Linked DNA regions of Homo sapiens: region 2 is linked to region 1. Evidence: chromatin contacts called from ENCODE Hi-C or POLR2A ChIA-PET data. All regions are on one chromosome and are shown on one strand. The core of a region is the stretch at or near the end of the contact, and the rest is flanking DNA. Distances in the headings are between cores, read along the strand shown.

What was found. A loop is a pair of places that touch in the nucleus more often than their neighbours do. ChIA-PET counts read pairs that join two places held with the same protein, here RNA polymerase II (POLR2A). Pooled maps may share reads with other maps.
Region 2: a pooled map shows a loop between it and region 1 (4-fold over the local background). The contact joins two enhancer-like sites. A Hi-C loop is called at or near these places in 3 of 168 maps with a recorded cell type or tissue (GM12878, heart left ventricle and spleen), 10 of 37 single-sample maps with no recorded cell type and 11 of 50 pooled maps. POLR2A ChIA-PET finds 5 or more read pairs at or near these places in 4 of 52 experiments (B cell, GM12878, OCI-LY7 and 1 more).

What each region holds. Positions count from the first base shown.
Region 1 is chr7:7,770,995-7,774,561 of GRCh38, reverse strand. All of the region lies in intron 2 of UMAD1 (UBAP1-MVB12-associated (UMA) domain containing 1), which reads right to left. Among named protein-coding and RNA genes, the nearest start is that of RPA3, 54 kb to the right of the region's middle. Within about 2 kb of position 1,886, at least 4 of the 41 ENCODE cell types and tissues checked have a DNase peak (open chromatin) inside an H3K27ac peak, as active enhancers do.
Region 2 is chr7:7,828,597-7,832,163 of GRCh38, reverse strand. All of the region lies in intron 3 of UMAD1 (UBAP1-MVB12-associated (UMA) domain containing 1), which reads right to left. Among named protein-coding and RNA genes, the nearest start is that of RPA3, 110 kb to the right of the region's middle. Within about 2 kb of position 1,828, at least 3 of the 41 ENCODE cell types and tissues checked have a DNase peak (open chromatin) inside an H3K27ac peak, as active enhancers do.

The DNA.
Region 1 (3,567 bases), core at 637-3,136:
GTTCCATAACTATACTACCTCACAACACTTTCACATTCTCAAGCTCTCTCTCTTTCTTTTTTGAGACTTACAACTTGTTTGGTATGTAGAACAGGTTCCACTCTATACATGAAGAAACAGAAAGTGAGGGAATGGCTTTCCCACAACGCTAGGCTAGCTGGAACTTTAATCCAGATTTTTTGATTCTGATTCTAGTAATTAGCATGTCCCATAATTCTATTGCTGCATCCTGCTGCTATCTACCTTCAATGCTCTTCATTATTGTTCTGACCTTAAAAACTGCCTCAGTTTCTTAATTGTTACTCTACCTTTCTAATCCACCCCACACTCTGCTCCATTCTTTCCTAAACAACATTGCTCATGTTCTACAGAAGCAGAAGTCTGTCGAGAAGTCAGAGTAGCATCTAAGCCTGAGAAGCTGCTCAGAGAAAGGGGAAGAAGATTTTGGTGCACCTGAGGACTCAGTTTGCAAACAGAAAAAGCACCAGCTATCAAGCTGCAGCCATGGTTTGCCATTTAGAATGGATGGCCTGATTCTCAGTGTTTTCTTAGGGTCTGTGGTGAGGAGAGACAAAAGAAATCAGTAGAGAGCCGCCATCAGTGAGCCAGAGAGAAACAGCAGCCAGGGTTCTTCTCTAAACCAACCAATCTAATATAGACTCGTCCTCCTTATAATACCTCCCAGGGCAGGGCTGCAAGGCTGGAAATGGTAAGAGCATTTGGGCTGTAACTCCTCACTCACCTCCTCCCTTCAACCAGCCTTCCAAATTCCCCTAACTGAAATAAAGCCTAAGAGTCTCCTCCAGAAAATCAACATATAAAAATGTTTTAAAGCAAACCTGAAACTGGCACCTTTACTTTGCTTAGGATGAAAAGTTTGGTTTCTAGTGTGTTGGGCAATCTGTATAAAAAGTTATAAAGGTTAAGTGTCTAGTACAAATAAATCTTGGTTATTTGTGAACACAATAGGTTCCTGTTTGGTTTTGTTATTGTGTTTTTTTTTAGAAATTAAGCTCCCTCTGACCTTGAAAGTCATTTTGCTACTGTAGACTGTGATGCAAATTAAGGCATTTCTATTCTTATTTCAAAGTCTGCTGCATAAAGTAAGTGTATGCTCTTCAAAGTAAATTGACAGCCTAATGTTGCACATTTAGCTACATCAACACTTCAACAGCTTATTTCATTATTATTTGACTAACTCATTTTAAAATTTATCAAGAAAAGTATAATTTTCTCCTCTCATGGTTTCTGGTCTTAAAAAGCTAATACCCTAACAGTTTTTAAAGATCCCCTAATGTTGCAACTTGTGTACAAAGCAGGTCTAAAAAGCAGCCTCACAACTTTATTATAAAAGTAGGTCACTTTTTAAAATGCATTAAAGTTAATGTAAATATAACTGTGCAATTCTTTATTTTAAGCTTTGTTTTGAAGGCAAATCTCTCACAAACTAAATCATCTTTAAAACCTGTAGTTTTTAGTTTGCACTTGTTACAAAAACAAGCAATTATTCTATAGCAGAGCATCTCATGTTTCCTAGAGCTAAATGATATCCTGAAGTAGCAAAAATCTTGTGGACCAGAATGATAGCAGTATTTCTCCTTTGAACCATTAAAGAAAAAAATGAATAAATTTAAGGGGAAACCCCTCTTTAAAAAAAAATAAAAAAGGCTTCTTGTGTTATATCTAATCCACTTTCACACAGTTTTTCTTAATTACACTACAGCTGTCTGGTAAGGCACAACTGACCACTTCCATCATGAAAACAAACTGTACCCTACCATCTAAAGTTCTCGATTAAAAAGCAAATGTTTTTGTGAGCCCAGAGAAAACGGGCGCAGCTGCTCCATTTCACGAGGCAGGCACCTCTACTCCATTCATCTGTGAAGAATGGCAATGACTGTAAATTGTTCTTCCTGATCGGTTCCACAATAAAAACAAACCACACTACTTTCAATTTTTCAAAGCCAATTTTTTCAAGCCTCCAGTACACTGGAAACAAGAGTTGTGTTCTTCTGATTCATGGCCTTTGATTTCTACATAAACATCCCTGTATGCATGTAAAAACAGGTCCCTGCAGGATACTCAGAGACTGTATATATTAACTTACCAGATGTACCAGAAGATAGAAATGCCATCCGCCTACCTTTCAAAGCAAGATACTATTTAACAGCTTAAACTGCCTGTGACTAAAGAATGACTGCAAAGAACATACCGTATGTGGAGAGGCATTAGTTAGTTCATGAGAAAACTTCAGCATATTCACAAAAAGTACAACAAACGGTTTTCAACTTGTGTTTTAAGGCTCTCCATTAAAATCCATAGTAAGGAATTAAGGTCAAGAAACACATCTGCATTTTGCAACTAAAACACAAAGGTTTAGCTATTACTGGAAATCTAATAATAGCTAAAATGATTGACACAAGTTTGTTAAGAAACTTCTAAATATTCCCAGTTAATTTACAATGCTCAAACAGTAATCACAATTTAATCTTGAGGTCTCCAAAGTATTTTTTTTTAATCAAACACACACTTGTCAATTTCAAAATGTTAGAGCATGCTTCTGCCATATTTATGTAAATCATATATATATAGATATATATACCTACAAGCATGGAGCACTATACTAATATCTAATGCACATTTTTAAACATATACAAAAATAGTTGTTAAGAATAGGATAAAATTGCTTATAAATAGAAGTTTTAAGACTTTGCACACCTCCTATGGGTAACCTTGCACAGCTCCTGAGGCACCAGCCCCTCCACTCTCACCCCCACCCATGGAGACCCTAAGTGGGCCATAGCTAATGTGAGGCCAAACCATGCCCTCAGTGGCTTTGGATGAATTATTTGATTGCTCTAATTTCTATCCCTGCCCTTAAGAAGATTGTTTGTAGAAACATAAGAATATAATCTAGTTTAGAACAGCTTTTAATTCTGACTCATCACTGGAGGGTTGCAATGGAATTCAAATGTGATAAAACATTATGGAGATTTAAAGTACAAGAAAATGTTCAGATCTGTGAACCCCCAACTTCAGTGGCAAAACTGCTAGCAGCCAATGATTATTCTCTCACACCTGACAGCAATCAAAATCACCTCAATCAGCAAAGAGGTTTATACTGAAAATAACATCCTGTGGCTGCCGCAGCGATGGCACCCCCTAACCATCAGCTTTGCCATATAGCTCCAATATATTGATATTTTACCTTTCCAAACTGTCTCATTTACAACCTCATTCCTTCCAAAAACCCTAGCTATATGTGATTTCAGGCAAAGGAAGTTCTCAACAAGTGATGAGACTTTATTTTAATTAAGCCCTGTCAATAATGCAATGTAATACATAGTTATTGGGTATATACAACTTAGGCTGGTTTTGCTAGAAGCTGTCAATACAATTATCCTTGTCCTCAAAGCGTTCCAAGAAAAAAAAAAAAACTAACAAAAACCTCCATCTAACAAAAATTTACCTCATATTTGCCCTCTTTCTTTCTGCCATTTGTTCTCAGGCTCCTTTACAGGGTCCTCTTCCTCCACCTCCTGTGTTACTCTCTAGGGTTGCTCTCTT
Region 2 (3,567 bases), core at 579-3,078, 58 kb before region 1:
TTCTCAAGTAACTGCAAAAGCAATTCTTCAATATTCAGGAGCCTCCATGGCCCCAAAATATGCTTAGCACAAATTGCTTATTACACAGATAGACAGAGTCAACATTCAAAGGGCCAGCGTTTTTCAAAAGAAGTTTTACCAGGGCTGTAATTAGTTGTTCAGGCAAAAACTGCATACACATCTAATTGCACACACAATTGGCTAATTGTATCTTCAAAATAAAGGGTAAAGGGTTAATTGTATCCACATCTGGCCACAAAGAAAGAAGTTGTCCTTTGAAAATATGACACTACATTTAGAAGAAAATTTGCATTAAACAACCATCCCTATTACTAATAATAATTATAATAATACCACATGCTTATAAATTAATACCTTTCATCGTGATCCTGAAAACACTTTACAAACATTAATTAATCTCACAATACTCCCACGAGGTATGAAAGGCAATTATCCCAACGGTGTCAATGAAGAAATACAGCAAAGTTAGGTAATTGTCAAAAAGCCACAAAGGGAATCAGGGCTCCCAGTTCCGGGCTCTCAACGCTGACTCAAGTCACCAGGGAGGTTCAATGGGGAGCTTGGTTCACGTAATCAACAAAAAAGAGCCTAAAAACAACACAAAACTAAGTAATCCAATTTCAGAAGAGTAAAAAGTGGCCTGTGATTTAGAGGCCACTTTGACTTCTTTCATTGACTTCTTTCATTGAAAGGTACCCAGAAAGACAGGCTCCAGAATGGAGCTAACAAATAGAACTTCTTTGTTCCTTAGTTTGATTTTATGATCAAGTATTTCAGATAATTTTTTAAGAGTACAGAGAATTGATATGATGCATCACCAATGAATGGTACTTCCAAAAATATATAACAAGAATAAATTTCTGTAAGATATAGATACTTAGAATATCCTGGCGACAGCAACTTTTAAGATAAGGACATGCTGAACACAAAAATATGGGTTAGAGGCTAAAACAGAGTAAAACTAATGTCACCTTAACTGTAACTCTTGAGGATTTACATCAAATTAATAGTCAGGAGAATCCAATTAATACTAGCCAAGAATATCTAACTTCATACAAATAATTTTCCTTATAAATGCATAAGTATATCATTAGTATTTGTTGTAATATTATCTTCTTTAAGAATCAGAGAAATACAAGCATTGATTTTTATCAATAAAATACATATTTTAAGGACTGGTATATTTTTTATAATTAAAAAATATTCTTGTAGCCACATGAGGAAATGTTTGGGTGATTGGCTTATTCATAAAAACTAATAACAAATTTTTCTATGCAGATACTTAAAAAGATGGGAAGATATAAACAGGCTTCAATTTACATTCACTTCACTTATCCAGTACTGAAAGATACAAGATCGGCAAGTAAAGATTCATAGAACTTAGTCTATGTGTTTATTTATATTGACTCAAAACCCTACTGTATCTCTTCTTACAAAGGTTCTGAGGCAATATCTGACATTAGAATAAAGAAAACCATTGAAATAGAAAGTCTGGGACAAGGAAAATGAACCAAAACATGCTGAAGGTAAGAATCAGTATGACTGTGGTTTCCACACTTTGAAGTTGGCTCACAGTTTTTGGGCACCCAGAGCAAAGAAGAAAAACACGCATGTTAAAAGAAAGAAAAGAAACGAAAAAGGGAAAAGAAAGAGAAAGATACAAAAGAGAGAAACCAAAACATATAATTTTTTACCTAATAGAGGTAAAAAATCAATATAGTATGAACGTGCTTCAAGCAGAGAATGAACTTCTGATGGGAGAACCTGGAAAGGCTCCAGGGCAAACAGTCACATTCTAGGCTGGAAATGAAGGGCAGGGCTAACCTCCAGAGCAGCTGCTACAAAAAAGGTATTCCACACTCAATCTTTAGCAAGCAGACAGAGAGCCGTGTGATTACAACGCATGTTTAGGAAATGGCAAGTTGATTCCAGCACAACGTACAAGGTAGACACAGTCCTAGCAGGGGCTTGGCCAGACCTGCAGGTCCACTGGCAAATGCCTCTTAAGGAACAAATAACATAGTAGATTTTTGAGGGAGAGGTGGGAAAATAATATAACTTTTCTTTTTTAAAGTAGAAAACTCTAGTGCTGTGTAAAGAATAGACCAGAAAGGCAAAAGTCAGAAGGAAGAAGGTTTGTCGGAAGACTCTGTAGTAAATCCAATGAGGGAAGATAAGGGCCTGATCTCTGGTCCTGGCACAGGAAAGGTAAAGGAGAGGACAGGTAGGAGACTCTCTGACAGCTCCTAGTGAATATAATTAAATGTGAGGAAAGAGATGAGTCAGTCACACATGACTTGAGGGTGCCTTGCCTCTTAATCCTATGTGACCAAGGAGATCCAGAAGCTGATACTACATGCTTTTTCTAATGTTTTACTAGGTTTGGTGACAACAAAATTAACATATACCTTTGTGTCATAATATTTTCCATCAAGGAAAGTATACAAAATTGTTTTGTAAAATGCTCGTTCATTACATTTAAAATCATGTCAGAATATGAAACGTATGTTTCTTTAAAATAAAAATATAAAGTGCTATTTCAGCCAGATTCATTATATGAGACCTAAAGCACTGTGGCTATAGTTCTAGCTCAGGTTTCAGCACATTCCTTTTTTTGTCCATTTATATTTACGAAAAGGAAAATGGGCTTTAACTTTTTATCCAGGGATTTATATGATTTGCACTAAGTGTCTTATTATCTACCTCCCACATTGCCAGGGATAACACAAAACTATGATCAAAGTAGATGCTTAAAAATTACATGCTGAATGAATAAATTCAAGAATTAAAGTCAAACAGAAATCACCTGTTCCCCAAACTTGTAGAGAGTTATTGCTCTTAGCACTGGACTAGCTGTTCAGTGCAGGTATGCAAGTGATTGCTGCTGCTCATTCAGTAACAATTTAAAATGTTCATCAGGAAAGATCTATTTCCTAAATAATTTATCCTTATCACCAAATTTGTTGTTATGAAAAATTGCTAGACGCCCTATACAAGGCCAAGTCCTTATTAATGCCAGTGGTAAGAACTGCTAGAAAAAGAACATTGACAAGAAAATGTTTGGGAGCTATTACAACACACTTACATTTCCTTAGACAGTGACATGACTATATGATCAATATTATATAGACATGTTATCCCTTATAATAGTGTTCCATGTTTGCATTTTGAGGAAAACCACTGATTTTTATCTACCTTAATTTAAGATAATATTATTGTCAATGACCTCCTAACCACATACAAAATAGAGTTCAAACTTTTGAATTTGACATTCAAAGACCTAGAAGACCTGGGCCAGTCGATTTTCTTGTCGTAATTCCCTCTGATCTGTTCAGTAATTCCTAAGTAGTGGGGAGAGTACCACTGGTTGTACAAGCATTGAGGAGGAGGAGGAGGAGCACTGGGAAGCTGGAGTTCAGGAGAGCTTCAAAGGCAAAAAGGAGAAGGAAAAATGAAACGCAAGGTTGTGTGCAAGACAGGTCAAGAGCTATCCCCTTTCTTTTTCTGGATCAAAGCCTTTACAGGCAGCCCCTTAGCCCCTGCACA